Regions from separate parts of the Homo sapiens genome. Here region 2 is linked to region 1. The links are chromatin loops, found by intact Hi-C in ENCODE. Cell type or tissue: B cell. All regions are shown on one strand. Region 1 has its middle 14 kb from the start of KCNA2. Region 2 has its middle 42 kb from the start of CD53.

Region 1 (8,000 bases):
TAGTGATATCTTTTTGTGCTTCTCTTTTTTTTTTTTTGGCTTCACTGTTCTGATCATTATGCTTTAAATTTGTATTTCATAATGACTAATGATGGGAATATCTTTTCATGTGCTTATTATCCATTAGTATATGTTCTTTGGTGAGATGCCTATTCAGTTATCTTGCCCATTTTTAAATTTGTTTTTCTTTTTTACTGAGTTATAGAAATTCTTCATATATTCTGCATGTGAGTTCCTTGTTAGATGGAGTGAGAAGAGCAGAGAGGGCCAGGTGCAGTGGCTCATGCCTGTAATCCCAGGATTTTGGGAGTCCAAAGCGGGAGGATTGCTTGAGGCCAGGAGTTTGAAACCAGCTTATGCAACATGGTGAGACCTTGTCTCTACAAAAAGTAATTTTTTGTAGGATTTGCTAATATGTTTTCCTAGCTTGGATCTATGTTTTCATTTTCTTAATGGTGTCTTTGAAATGCAAACGTTTTTAATTCAGCGAGGTTTAATTTATCAATTTGTTCTTTTATACATCATGCTTCTTTAGCGTCATATCTAAGAAATCTTTGAGTAACCGAAGGTCACAAGGTCAAAACATTTTCTGTTTTTTCTAGAAATTATATAGTTTTAGCTCTTTTGGTTAGGTCTAATGATCCATTTTGAGCTGATTTTTGTTTATGACATTAGGAAAAGGTCTATGTACATGTGTTCATGTTGCATATAGCTGTTCAGTTGTTCGAGCGCCATTTGTTGAAAGACTTCTTTCTACCTTTGCATCTTTATCAAAAATCAATTGTCCATATACGTGTGAATCAATTTCTGGACTTTCTTTACTACTCCATTGATCTATTTGTCTATCTTGACACCAATACCACATTGTTTTTATTACTGCAGCCTTGTAGTAAGTCTTGAAATAATATAGTATTAGCCCTCTAATCTTGTTCTTTCTCAAAATTGCTTTGGTTATTCTAGGTTCCTTGCAGTATTGTATAGCTCAATTTGTCAATTTCTGTTAAAAATTCTGCCAAGATTTTTATTGAGATTCTATTGAATATGTGGATTAATTTAAGAAGAAGTGATGTCTTGACAATATTATCTTCTGACCTTGGAATGCAGTCTATTTTTCCAATTATTTAGGTCTTTCATTTCTACCATTAATGTTTCAGAATTTTCAGTGTATAGGTCTTTCACATCCTTTCTCAGATTTGTCCCTAAGTATCTTATATTTTAATGCTATTGTAAATGGGGTTTTTAAATCTCAATTTATAATTGTTTGTTGTATTTAGAAAAATGATTGATTTTTGTACATTGATCTTGTATTGTGACATCTCTCTAAACTCACTTATGAATTCTAGTAGCTCTTTTGGTAGATTCCATTGGATTTTCTACATAAATAACCATGCCACCTGTGAATAAAGATAATTTTGCTTCTTCCTTTACAATCTAGATGCCATTTATTTCTTTTCCTTACCTTATTGTGCTGGGTACAAGCTCCAATAGAATCTTAAATAGAAATGGTGAAAGCAGAAATCCTTGTCTTCTTGATTTTAGAAGGAAAGCATTCCGTCTTTCATCATTAAGTATAATGTTGGCTACAGGTTTTTTTATAGATGTATTTTATTAGGTCAAAAAAACTCCCTTTATTCCTAGTTTGCTGAAAGATGTTATCACAAGTGAATACTGAATATTTTCAAACATTTTTCTCTGTCTATTAAGATAATCATGTGGTTTTGCTTTTTCATATTTTTCATATGGTGAATTACATTGATTTCTTAAAGTTAAACCAACCTTGAATTTCTATGACAAACTCCATTTGGTCATGATGTATTATTCTTTTCTTATTATTTTGTATTTGATTTCATACGTCTTTATTCGGTTTGTACGTCTATGTTCATGAAGCATATTGTCCTGTAGTTTTCTTTACTGGTGATGTTTTTGTCTGGTTTTGGTATAAGTGTAATGCTGGCCTCACATAATGGATTGAAAAGTATTATCTTTTCCATTTTCTAAAAGAATTTGTGTAGAATTATTTCTTCCTTAAACATTTGGTAGCATTAGTCAGTTTAGCATCTGAACCTGGAATTTTCTTTGTTTTTAACCAAGAAAATTAGTTAAAACTAAGCAGGTTTTAAACTACATATTTATTTTTTAAATAACTATGGGGTACTGGGTTATTTGTTTCCTTTGTGTGAGGTTTGGTAGTTTATGTCTCTCACGGAATTTCTCCATTTCAACCAAGTTGTCCAATTTATTGTCATAGAGTTGTTTAGAATTTCCCTCATTGTCCTTTTGAGGTCTGTAGAGTTAATAATAGTAATGTCATCTCTCTCATTTCTGATATTGGTTATTTCTCTTTTTTTCTGGTTAGACTGGCTAGATACTTATCTATTTTATTAATCTTCTTAAAGTACCAGTTTTGATTTCATTGATTTTATCTATTGTTCTCTGTTTTATCAATTTCCATTCTAATCTTTATTATTTCCTTCCTTCTGCTCATTTTGGGTTTCACTTGCTCTCCTTTTTCTAGTTTCTTAAGTTGGAAACGAGGTCATTGATGTAAGATCTTCTTTTCTAATATAAGCATATAATTTTATCTTCACTCTGCCATGGCTAGAAATCCTACCCCTTGTTGTTGCTTTTTAATGAAGTTATAATCAGGCTGTATATACAATTTTATGTATTTTATTGGGCTAAGGCATTATGCCATGTGAAGCTATGGTTAAAATTAGCACACTAATCCATTTTTTATGGAAACCGTTAAAAATATTAGCTAATGAACACTTACCCACCCAGCAAACAAGGAGTGGGACTCTGCAGGACAGAGCAAGTCAGACACCAAAGCCAGTATCCGCACCCAGGAATCCCCAGAGATTGGTTGTCCAAGAGGGTCATATGGAGGCGCTTCAGTTATTTTAGAATTTCAAGAAGCCTGAGAGAAAGTCACACTATTACATGTGACAAGCCTGCCCAGGCAAAACAGAATGTCAAGTGACTCTACTTGGGGCTGAATTCTCACACTTTAGTGAGAGTGAGGCAGTCCACAGCCTCTCACGCCAGCCAGAAGCTATGTTGGTTGTTACAAATGTTCAGGTTGTTAACGGTGGATAGACGCACTCACTCATCATTACATAATAAGAGCAGTTTGTTTTGCAGGCAAGATGATCCAACACACGGGGCCGCTGGGGGTGTGTGGGAAGGATATTTTAAAAGGAACTTTCAGTGATAATGAACAAAACTCAGGAGCTATGTGGATGACAGGAGCACCTAGATGACCGACTTTACCCACTTCAAATGCTACCTTGACCCTAGCACTCTCTCCACCCTGCATCCTCACCTCAGACCATCTGTTGGTTAGGCCAACAGCTCACCATCAATTCATGCCCTGCCTAGACCAACAGCTCACTGTTCATGCCCTACCCTGCCCTGCCCAGCCCTCCTCTCTGGCCTTCTGCCAAGTGGGGTTCTTAACAGCACAGCCTTCACCTCCGAGAAGGCGCAATGGGAAAGACAGGTGAGACGATGGGCAGCCATGCCTGGGAGACAGAGTTTGCTGGCTACGGTGGGCAGACGTTCCCACCAATCACAGTAGACCACAAAACAACAGGAAGACCTGGGCTGTGGATGGGGCGGTGATCAGTGAGTTCCTGGAACCCGTGTTTGCCGGGTGCACCCAAGAAGAGTGAGGGGATCTCTAAGACACTGTCTACACTGAGAGCCTCCAAGGCTAACCTGCCTGACATGGTTCACACAGAGGGAAAGGAGAAGAGAGGGTCTGAAAGGAGAGGCCGGGATGTGTGAGGACAGGGGTATGTTAGGGATATCCAATTTGGTCTGGGGGCTGAGAAGTCTTACCCACCAAATTTCTCTCTCTCTCTCTCACTCACTCTCTCTCTCTCTCTCTCTCTCTCTCTCTCTCTCGCTCTCGCTCTCTCTCTCTCATTAAGCTGCTCTCAGGAAGCTCACACAATCGCAGTTCACAGCAGCATTTGCTACAGGGCACGTGAACAGGGAGAGGTGGTCTCCTAGGACGTTAAGTCGGCTTGGAGAGACTGGGAGCTGTCCAGGGGAGGGCTGAGGAGTTTGTCAGGCAGAGAGTGTATGTTACTTAACCACACTAAAGCTTCTGTTTCTGGGTTTTGTATTTTTAGAATGCGGAAGGGGAGGTGTTGTCAGAGAGGTGACCTCAGGTGACTGAAAGTGCTGGGGTTTAAGGGCTTAACAAATAGGTGGCGAAAAATATCAAACCCTCAAAATCTCCCCTGACCTTTTATCTCTTAGGACCCGGGATACGGGATGCGCAGGGAGCCAGGCGCGGCTGGTTAAGAAGCCCTGCCTGTGGCTGTCCACTCCCGGTCTCTCCCTGCTGCGTGGGCGTTGACGGCCGCAGCCCTCCCAGATTGCCGCATTGCCGCCCGAGCCACAGTGTGCAGATACCGCTGCATGTGGCGCCCCCTGGCGGCCAGTGGCAGCTCGTGCGTCTGTCTTTTCTGCAGAGCTGATTTCCACCTTGTATGTGTAGGAGGGGCCTCCTTTACAAAGAACCAGCCATACCCTTGGGAGTGGGAGCAGATTTCATAGCCGAGACAGGAGACCTTGTAAGAACTTCCTATGTGCCAGGCACAAGGTTAAAACCGGTATTATCATACATGCATTCATTCGTTTTCCTAGTGTGTGCCAGGCATCTCCTAGGAAGTAATGTGTAAGCAGAGGCCCCATAAAGGAATTACATAAAGTAATGTGTAAGCAGAGCAAGTCATGAGCATGTTTGGGGGTACAGTCTCCCAGGGAGTGGGGACAGCCAGGCCACAGGGATGCATTCTTTGGGTGTGGAGACCAGGAAGGAGGCAGCTGCAGAGGGTGGTTGGAAATGAAGTCAGAAAGGTGTCCAGGGGACAGACGGTACAGAGCCTTCTGGGCCATAGGACTTCAGGCTTAGTTCTGAGAGTAGTGAACAACTACTGGACTTTGAACAAAGGCATAAAACAACTCGATTTATGTTGTTTATAAAATCACTCTGGCTTCTGCGAGGGCATGAATAGGAACAGGGAGGCCTGTGAGGAGCCCAGGTGAGAGTAGAGCATCTGGGGCCAGGTTTGCTTCGCCTGCCGGAAGAGATAAGACATCTGGTTCAGAAGATGGTCTGAAGGCAGAGGCCATAGGAATCCCTGTTGGATTAGCCAAAGGCTGTGTCCCGGGGTTTGGGCCTGAGCAACTGGATGAGGGAGGAGTGGTGCTACTCAGAGGGATGGGGGTTCAGGTGTGGGGGCATGGGAAGGAAGCAAGAATTTGGTTTGGGATGTGCCATGTTTGAGCTGCCAATTAGACTCTAAGTCATGATGTTCGGTGCACCTGAGCAGGGCTCTCTACCCTCTCCATCCTCTCCTTATGTTCCTTTCGTGGCTCTCCTGGGTCTTTTTCCCATCTGAGGGCCACCCAAGCTGCCTCATCCTACCTCCGAAAGGAAAGGAAGCCCACACAGAGCAGCAATTCCACAGGGAAAGAACTGAGGGAAGGCAGCCACATTCCAGGGCCACACCCTAACTGGACGGCAAGGTCAGAGGCAGTCAGGGTTCTAGGCTCCACTCTCCAGAGAGGAATTAAAAGAGGATAAAATGCCTTTTCTCACACACTGACAGGTCACTCACATGTCAGCCAGGAGTGCAGTGGCACGATCATACCTCACTGTAACCTCGAACTCTTGGACTCAAGTGATCCTCCCACCTCAGGCTCCCAAGTAGCTAAGACTACAGGTGGGTGCCATCATGCCCAGATAATTTTTTTAAATTATTTTTTGTAGAGACAGGGTCTCACTATGTTGCACAAGCTGGTTTCAAACTCCTGGCCTCAAGCAATCCTCCTGCTTTGGCCTCCCAAAATGCTGGGATTACAGGCATGAGCCGCCGCACCCAGGCCCTCTCTGCTCTTCTCACTCCATCTACATTCTCATCCTGGGGGATCTCATTCTCACCCTTGGCTTCAATGACCCCTCCATGATGATGACTTTCAACTCTCCATTCCCTACCCTCTACCTCTCTCCTGAGCATCAGGCCAGCATTGCCATCTGCCCTGTTGACAAGGAACAGGCCCATCAGAGCAGCCCCACAAACCCCCATGTATGTCAGAACTGCCCACCATGTGAGCTCCATCCCTCGACACATGCATGAGTGCACACACACAGGTGCACATGCACTTCGCACACCACCTCTCTGAAGCCCTGTGGCGGCCCCTCCACACTCTCTCTCCCTCTCCCATCTCGCTGATCACTGAATCCTACACTCCCTGTAATGTCTCCCTTTTGGTGCTTTTCTCTTCATCACTGCCTTCATCCCTTCTACCGTTCACCTATTGAACAAATGGCCTGAGTCCAGACCCTTGACATCTCTGAGGGGAAGCAACCTCCTCCTTACCAGTTTCCTGCCTCTGCTCTTAGACCCATCCTTTCCACTATACTCCACATTTCCCAAGTTATCTTTCTGAAACATAGATTGGATCCTGTCTCTCCCACTCAGAACTCTCAATGGCTCCCTATCACCTACAGGACAACCTGAACTCCTCAGCATGACTTCAAGGCCTTTCTCAGTCTTCCCCCATCGACCTCTCATTTTACCATGTCCTCCCACACTGCTCGCTCCTGGCACTCCATCTGGCGCAGAGTCCCTGGCACAGGTGAGGCTGCTTCTCTGGTCTGTCCCTGTTGTGCCTTTTTCCTGGAATCCACTCACCCATTTGGGTATTTAGCTCACAAATATGTATTAAGCTCCCAGTGTGCTCCAGGCACTGGGGGTACAGGAGAGAACAAAATCCTCAAAATCCCTCCTCACACAGTGTGAGATAGGCTGTTGCAGAGAGCCCTTCTCCAGGGAGTGAATGAATGAAGCAGGCAGTGAGGCATGCAGATTGCCCATGAAGAATGCCCAAGCTTCACTTCAACACCTCTTTCGGGGTCTTTGGACATTCTGCTCCTCCGTAAAGACATCTCTCAATTTCCATCCTTGGTGAAGGCTTTCCTCTTCTTAGGTGCTTTTGTACTTTATTCTTCAATTTAAGCCAATTCATTCTGCCTTGGGTTAGAGTCAATTGTTGACAATTCTGCTTCCTTATCCATCCTTCTAGGGAAGGAACTAGTATTTATCAAGCACCTCCTCTGTGCCACGCTCTGTGTGTCCCCCACAGTGCTTGGCTCGATGCCTGGTTTAGAGCCGGGGCTAGAGGACAGACCATGACTCAGCTCCTGCCTTTTGCACCCAGCTGCTGGCTATGTGGCTACAGGCAAGCCACTCAGCCTCACCAAGCTTGTTTCTGTAACTGTTGAATGGGAGTGAACATAGCACCTGCCTCTGTTAGGAATTATCCTTCTCACATAGCCTGGAGAGTTTCAGTTAGACCCTGGCTCGGTTGTTCCCAGGCTCTGTTGTTTTTTCCTTAGGAACCATGCTGGCTTATTTATGATCTAACTCTGGGGTCCCATGTTTCTTAAAGAAAGAACTTTTTCTTATTTCCTGAAAGCTCCTGGACTTTGGAAAGGTGCAGCTGGAAGAGAAGGGAAGTGATGCGCAGCCCCCTATGAAGTCACTCCACATTCTGACTTCCACCCTCTACCCCGCTGTCCCACAGAGCTGACCTGACAACTGCCACGGCCCCTGACCCTGACTAGATGAACCTGGGTGGTGGGGGTGGGGGTGGGGCTGCATTGCCAGCCCCTCATCATCTCAGGAAGTGAAGCCTGGGCCAGGGGCTACAGATGCCCCATCTCTCCAGGCTGACTTGGGGATCTGCAGGTTACAGAGTCCCTGATTTAACCCAGCAGATTCTAATGGCCAGAGTTCAGAGAAGAGAGGAATTCCTTTGAGGCATGCAGAACCCTTAAAGCATGGCTCTGCCCAGGTCCAAAGACCCCTGGAGAGCCCTATACCACATCCTCAAGGCAGAAAGAAACTCAGGTCTCTCTTTTTCTGAATTGGTGAGGCTCTTTTCTCCTCCCATCTGGTTTCCACTTCCTTAGGCACGTCCCT
Region 2 (8,000 bases), 210 kb before region 1:
TGCTATAAATTTCCCTCTACATACTGCTTTAAACATGTCCCAGAGATTCTGGTATGTTGTGTCTTTGTTCTCATTGGTTTCAAAGAACATCTTTATTTCTGCCTTCATTTCGTTATGTACCCAGTAGTCATTCAGGAGCAGGTTGTTCAGTTTCCATGTAGTTGAGTGATTTTGAACTTGACAAAAACAAGAAATGGGGAAAGGATTCCCTATTTAATAAATGGTGCTGGGAAAACTGGCTAGCTACATGTAGAAAGCTGAAACTGGATCCCTTCTTTACACCTCATACAAAAATTAATTCAAGATGGAATAAAGACTTAAATATTAGACCTAAAACCATAAAAACCTTAGAAGAAAACCTAGGCATTACCATTCAATACATAGGCATGGGCAAGGACTTCATGACTAAAACACCAAAAGCAATGGCAACAAAAGGGAAAATTGACAAATGGGATCTAATTAAACTAAAGAGCTTCTGCACAGCAAAATAAACTACCATCAGAGTGAACAGGCAACCTACAGAATGGGAGAAAATTTTTACAATCTACCCATCTGACAAAGGGCTAATATCCAGAACCTACAAAGAACTTAAACAAATTTACAAGAAAAAGTCAAACAACCCCATCAAAAAGTGGGTGAAGGATACAAACAGACACTTCTCAAAAGAAGACATTTATGCAGCCAACAGACACATGAAAAATGCTCATCATCACTGGCCGTCAGAGAAATGCAGATCGAAACCACAATGAGATTCCATCTCATACCAGTTAGAATGGCGATCATTAAAAAGTCAGGAAACAACAGGTGCTGGAGAGGATGTGGAGAAATAGGAACACTTTTACACTGTTGGTGGGACTGTTAACTAGTTCAACCATTGTGGAAGACAGTGTGGCGATTCCTCAAGGATCTAGAACTAGAAATACCATTTGACCCAGCCATCCCATTACTGGGTATATACCCAAAGGATTATAAATCATGCTGCTATAAAGACACATGCACACGTATGTTTATTATGGCACTATTCACAATAGCAAAGACTTGGAACCAACCCAAATGTCCATCAGTGATAAACTGGATTAAGAAAATATGGTACATATACACCATGGAATACTATGCAGCCATAAAAAAGGATACGTTCATGTCCTTTGCAGGGACATGGATGAAGCTGGAAACCATCATTCTGAGCAAACTATTGCAAGGACAGAAAACCAAACACCACATGTTCTCACTCATAGGTGGGAATTGAACAATGAGAACATTTGGACACAGGAAGGGGAACATCACACACGGAGGCCTGTCATGGGGTGGGGTGAGGGGGGAGGGATAGCATTAGGAGAAATACCTAATGTAAACGAGAAGCTAATGGGTGCAGCACACCAACATGGCACATGTATACATATGTAACAAACCTGCACGTTGTGCACATGTACCCTAGAACTTAAAGTACAATAATAAAAAAAGTCCTCACAAATTTCCTAAGCACTATTAAACATGTGGATAAATGTCATTCTAGGTTGACAGAAATAGCTGGCATTTCCATCATTTTTTATCAAAGCAATGAAGTGGTATGCTCAAGTATGTTCGTAACCCAAACTGCCAAATGGTCTATTCCAAGCAGATGCCCTGCAAAACTAGCTTAAAAGGAGGCAAAATTCATATAGACTCAGCTGCATTAGATTTAAAACACATCAAACATATAAAGTCCTTATAAAGTGTTAATCTCTTACAGTGATTTGGCATGACACTAAGCCATTTTTCACATAATTAACAGGTAGAAACCAGTTTTCTCACAGATGACAATAAATTTCAGAGAAAATATGAAGTCTTCTAATGATATAACATTCTTTAAATGGCAGAGTTATAGACTAGAGAATGAATTAGTGGTTGCCAGGGGTTAAGGCCAAAGAAAAGGGTTGAGAGTTGCAGGGAAGAGAGTGTAGCTATAAAAAGGGCAGCATGAGGAATTCTTGCCTTGATAAAAAATAATTTTTATCTTGACTGTATCAAAGCCAATATTTTGGTTGTGATATTGCACTATAGTTTTACAAAATGTTACCATTGGAGGGAACTATATAAAGTGTACAGGGAATCTCTCTGTGTAATTTTTTACAACTGCATGTGAATCTACAATGATCTCAAAATTAAAATTTAATTGAAAAAACGAATCTAAGTTACTGAAAGAGTGCCTTAAATCATCCCACTGTCAGTGTGGAATATTCTATTTCCTCTAATTCTCTCATTTTTGTCTTTGTTTTTGTTTTGTTTTATTCAGATTTAGGCTATACTATTCCATTCATACAAATTTACAAATTTCCTAACTGGTGAATTTTGTTATTATGATATAACTCTCCTTTTCTCTAGTAATATTTATTTCTATTTTTCTTATACATTCATGTGTTGTTTAACACTGAGGACATATTCTGAAAAATGCACCATTATACAATTTTGTCATTGTGTAAACATCAGCATATGTATACAAACCTAGATCGTATAGCCTACTACGTACCTAGGAAATATGGTATATAGCCTATTGTTGTAGGCTACAAACCTGTACAGCCTGTTACTATACTGAATACTGTAGGCAACTGTAACACAAAGGTAAGTATTTGTGTACCTAAATGTATCTAAGCACATATTAATTAGACTGATTAACCATTTTACAATATATACCTATATCAAAACATGCTAGATATCATAAGTACATATGATTTTTATTAAGCAAAAAGAATTTTAAAACTTTTAAGATAATTTAATGTAATATTTTAAGAGTTAAAGGCACAGTAAAAATCAATGATAAATACAATAGTAATATTTTAAAATAAAAAATTTGCAAAGTGTGTGTTTTGCAAATACCTTGAAATACTTTGCAAATACTCTGAAAAATATTTTGTATTCAAAGTACAAAAGTATTTTATACTTTGGAAATGTATAGCAAAAATATGGCATTATCATCTTGTGGGGTCACCATCACATATGTGGTTTGTTGTTGACTAAAACATTACGTGCCACATGATTTTATTAATATGGCCGTATCTCCTTGATTTGGTTAGTGTTCAAAGGTTACATAGTTTTTCATCCTTTAACTTTTGATCTTTTAAAATTTTTTAAATTTTATTTATGACTTTAAAACAACATATAGTTCCGTTTTGTTCTTCTATCAAGCCTGAAAATATCTCAAATTGGAAAATTTAATTTATTTTCATTGAATATATATGTTTAGGATGTAATTTTTATTTTTCCCATCTATTCCATGTTTTTACTCCTGATTTTGTTTTTTCTTCTGATTTTGTTTTTGCTTAGATTCATTTTTAAGTTTTATCTAGATACAATTTACATACCATATGTTTATTCATATAAAGTGTACAATTCAATGGCTTTTAGTACATTCATAGAGTCGTGTATATGTTGCCACAGTCATTTGTAGAACATTTTTATTACCCCAAAAATAAACCCCACACATTGTAGCCATTACTTCATCCTCTATACCTGACTCCCTCCAAGCCCTAGGCAATCATTAATCTATTTTCTGTGTCTATAGATTTGCCTATTCTGGACATTTGAAATTAATGGAATGACACAATATCTGGTGACTGATTTTTTTACTTAGCATAATGTTTTAAAGGTTTATCTGTGTTGAATCACCTTCGAATACTTCCTTTTTTAATGGATGAATAATATTCCACCATATAGACATACCACATTTTGTTTATCCACTCGGGGAATTTGGGTTGTTTCACTTTTCGGCTATTTTGACTAAGGCTGCTATGAATATTTGTGTATTTTTTTGGTGTGGAAATATATGCTTTCAATCTTCTTGGGTATATACCTAACAGAGGAATTGCTGGATCCTATAGTAACTCTACGTTTACCTGTGTGTGGAACTGTAAGACTGTTTTCCAAAGCAGCTGAACCAAATGCATTCCTTTCAGCAGTGTTTGAGGGCTCTCATTTCTGTACATCTTTGCAAACACTTATTACCTGTATTTTAAAATATAGCCATTCTAGTGGGTATGAGGTGACGTTTCATTTTTTAAATGATTTCATTTCTGCCATATATTAGCTGTGACATTTTTTATTCTTTTAGAGGCAAACCTAGTCATATGGTTTGGATGTTTTGTCCCTTCCAAATCCCATGATGAAATGTGACCTCTAATGTTGGAGGTGGGCCTAGTGGGAGGTGTTTGGATCATGGAGGCAGATTCCACATGAATGGCTTAATGCTGTCCTTGCAGTAATGAGTGAGTTCCCACTCTGTTTGTTCATGTGAGAGTTGGTTGATAAAGGAGCCTGGCATCTCTCTTGTTCTCTCTCTCTTGCTCCCTCTCTCTCCATGTGATATGCCAGCTCTCCCTTCACTGTCCACCATGATTGTAAGCTTCCTGAGGCCTCCCCATAAGCTGAGCAGATGCTGTCGCCATGCTTGTACAGCCTGCAGAACAGTGAGCCAAATAAATCTATTTTCTTTATAAATTACCCAGTCCCAGGTATTTCTTTATAGCAATGCAAAAGGGACTAACGCACCTAGAAATTACAACGTTCTTGAATTATCCATTTCTAACATGGATCATTTCCTTTACCGTCCTCTTCAGACAACTAAAGGGACGCAGAACTACTTTTTTCCTCTGTTTTTAAGTTTCTATTTCCTATTTAAAATATATTTTCTTTCGATTTTCTCTATCCTTTCTGAAATGCCAGTGAAACATTCAATATACCTCTCCATTATATGCATGTCTTTTACCTTCTCCTATATTTTCCAATTTTTGACTCTGTGCTTGTGGCATAATAAGAAACATATTTAGTCTTTGTCCCCAGTTCCTGGCACAGTGCTTTTAAAACCTTGGGATTTCCTGAGTGTTAAGAGTGTTGTTTGTTATTCAGAACAAGCCCCTATCTATCATACCTGAGTTTATACTATTGAGGTGACTTAGGGTAGTACCCCTAGATAGCCTCTAGATGGCACTGGTCACCAGAAAGGTCAAGTGACTTGAGGGTTGGAATTTTCAGCCTCACCTATCAACCTCTAGGGAGGGAAAGGGAGTGGGGAGCTGAAGATTGAGCTCTACTAAAGGCTTTTGAACGATGAGATTTGGTTAGTGAACACATCGAAGTGCTGGGACAATGGCCTACCCAGAAAGATCATGGATGCTCCACACACCCCTCTCCCTATACCTTGCCCTATGTATCCATTTGGTGTTCCTGCGTTGTATCTTTTATGGTAAACTGGTAAACATAAGTAAAATACCTTTTTGAGTTCTGTGAACTGTTCCAGCAGATTATCAAACACAGGGGCAGACAGTGGGGAGCAGATCATGGGAATCCTAAATTTATAGCCAGTTGTTTAGAAGTATGGGTGTCCTGGAATTTGCAATTAGCATCTGAAGTGAGAAACAGTTTTGTGAGACTAAGTACTTAAGCTGTGGGGTCTGCACTAACTCTGGGTGGTGTCAGAATTGAACTGAGTTGTTGAACACCAGCCAGCTGGTGTCTAAAGAATCAGAGAATGGGTTGTTGGCTTTGGGAAATATTCCAGTGCTTGGCCCAAGTTTCAATGTTCTTATTCCCCTTTTAGTTCTATTGTTAAACCAGTCCTTTTAAATTTTAAATTTTGATTACTGTACTTTTAATCTACAGTTTTCTTATTTTTCAATCCTTCTGTGTAACATATCACGGTTTTTACTACACTGCCAAATTTTCAATCTTAGCTTTTATTTCCTTGAACATAAGTGTAATCTTTTTAGACTATGTCCATTAATTTCAGTATCTGGAGTCTCTGCATATGTTTTGAGTGTTGTTTTGACTACCGACAATGCTCTTTATCCTCAAAGATAACCACTATCTAGGATGTTATAGCAAACAACTAATTACCTTTCTCTATATATAGTTTTATCATAAAAGCATCCCTGAACACTATAGTTTATTTTTACAAATGTTTTGTCAATTTATGCACACACAAAACTTTTGGGATTTTCATTGAGATTGCATCAAAATCTGTTGATCAGTTTGAAAAGAATGTACATTTTTGATAATACCCGGATTTTCAATCCATAAACATAAATGAATACTTTCATTTATTTAGAACTTTTTCATATTCTCTCAATTGTGTGCTTAAGTTTTTAATGTAAAGTTTCTGGTCCATAATTCTTTACTAACTCGTTAGCTCTTTGGCACATCTAATCTTATTTTTTACAACTTTTTTAGTTGCTAGTAGTAGGAGGGTTTGGTTTATCTGAATCACCTAGCTCACCATTATTTGCATCAAAGGTCTCTATTTTTAAGTTTAGCTCTCCTCTTTCTTTCCTTTATTCTATTCTATTTGCTTTTTTCATTTTTATCTCAATCTTTTTTATTTGAACACCTAGCTCATTAACTCACACCTCATTCTGTGACATGAACATTGAGAACTATGCTATTTTTTCTGTAAATACAAGGTTAGCTGCAGTCCACAGTTTTGAAATGTATTTTCATTATTGTTTAGTTCTGCTTTTGTAATTTCCATTTTGTTATTTTTCTTTGACATTTACATTTCTCAGATGTAGGGTTTACATTTTGGATTCATGTTTTATTTGTTTGGAATTATCATTTTGTTATTGATTTCTGGTCTAATTAACTTTTACTCAGAGATTGTACTCTCTTCGTCATTCATTCTTCAAAATTTGTTGAGCATTGTTTCATGGCTTAGCATATATGGCCAATTTTCAAAAAGTTCTATGTATACTTGTTAAGAATATATACTCTGTACTTTTGGATAAGGTTAACATTTGTAGCTATAGATATAAGTATAAATATAGCTATAAATATATTCATAAGATCAAGCTCACTAATTTGGATGTCTGATTAATCTTTTTGCTAATTTTTGTTGTATATGAATGAGTAATTACTAAAGAATTATGTTTACTGTATTTGTTGTGTCAGTTTCTTCCTGTAATTCTAATAATTTTTGCTTTATGTAATTTTGAGTCTACATTTTAAAAATACTTCAAATGATATACATGCCTTTTGAATTTAACACACTGCATAGTCAATTAAGTAAAGCATTTTCACTTTATACAGGTATTCTCTTTATCCCTAATCATGGGTTTTGCTTTAAAGTTTATTTGTCTGGTATTAACATGGCTAAACTAGTTTGCTTCTGATTAGTATTTTCTTAGAATTTTTTCACCACTTTATTTGTAACCTTATTGTATCTTGGGAATTTAAGCATGTGTCTGTAAATAGTATGTATCTGGCTTTTTAAAAAAGCAACAGTCTCCATCTTTTAGTTGTAAAGTTTATTTTATCTATGTTTACTATAATTATTAATATGCACAGATGATTCTTTAAATAATAACTTATTGAGGTGAAATTAACGCAACATAAAATTAACCATTTTCATCATGCCAAAGTAAGGTCCCTTACTCATTATTGTGAGTTGAACTGTGTCACCCAAAAAGACATGTTTAAATCCCAACCCCTACCTGTGATACCTGTGAATGTGGCCTTATTTAGAAATAGCGTCTTTGCAGATGTAACAAAGTTAAGATGAGGTTGTAGGGTTTCCTACTATAATATGACTGGTGTCCTTATAAGAAGAGGAAAATGCTGTGTGAAGGGAAAGACATACAGGGAGAGCGCCATGTGACAACAGCAGCAAAAACTGAAGTGATGCAGCTGCAAGCCAAGGAGTTCCAAGGATTGCTGATCACCACGAGAAGCTAGGAAGAAGCAATAAAAGATTCTACCCAGAGTTTCAGAGGGATCATGGGCCTTGTGATTGCTTGACCTCCTTTTTAATGAAATGTATTATAAATAGGCAATTAATTGTTATATGTATTTATGGGTACAAAGTGATGTTATGATTTATGAATACAATATGGAATAATTAAATCAATCAAATTAACATATCCATCTCCTCATATACTTATTATTTTTGTAGTGAAAATGCTTGAAATTTACTCAGCAGTGTTGAAAAGTACAATATGCTGTTATTAACTATATTCACCACATTGTGTGATAGTTCTCAA

The links. Hi-C counts contacts between places; a loop is a spot of excess contacts. Peaks named below come from ENCODE experiments on the same cell type or tissue, not always from the same donor. Only the 100,000 strongest peaks of a DNase experiment are listed, where the experiment ranks them.
Region 2: it touches region 1 in a loop (14-fold over the local background); 4 of 110 quality-filtered maps call a loop at or near these places.

The regions. Positions count from the first base shown.
Region 1 is chr1:110,615,960-110,623,959 of GRCh38, reverse strand. It overlaps a transcript of KCNA2 not described here. Among named protein-coding and RNA genes, the nearest start is that of KCNA2, 14 kb to the right of the region's middle. In B cell, CTCF peaks have their summits at 4,246, 4,450 (motif pointing left) and 7,838; DNase peaks (open chromatin) are centred at 4,399 and 4,884; H3K4me3 peaks cover 1,270 bases; H3K27ac peaks cover 703 bases; H3K27me3 peaks cover 301 bases.
Region 2 is chr1:110,827,119-110,835,118 of GRCh38, reverse strand. No RefSeq gene overlaps it. Among named protein-coding and RNA genes, the nearest start is that of CD53, 42 kb to the left of the region's middle. In B cell, CTCF peaks have their summits at 4,755 and 4,954 (motif pointing right); a DNase peak (open chromatin) is centred at 4,978.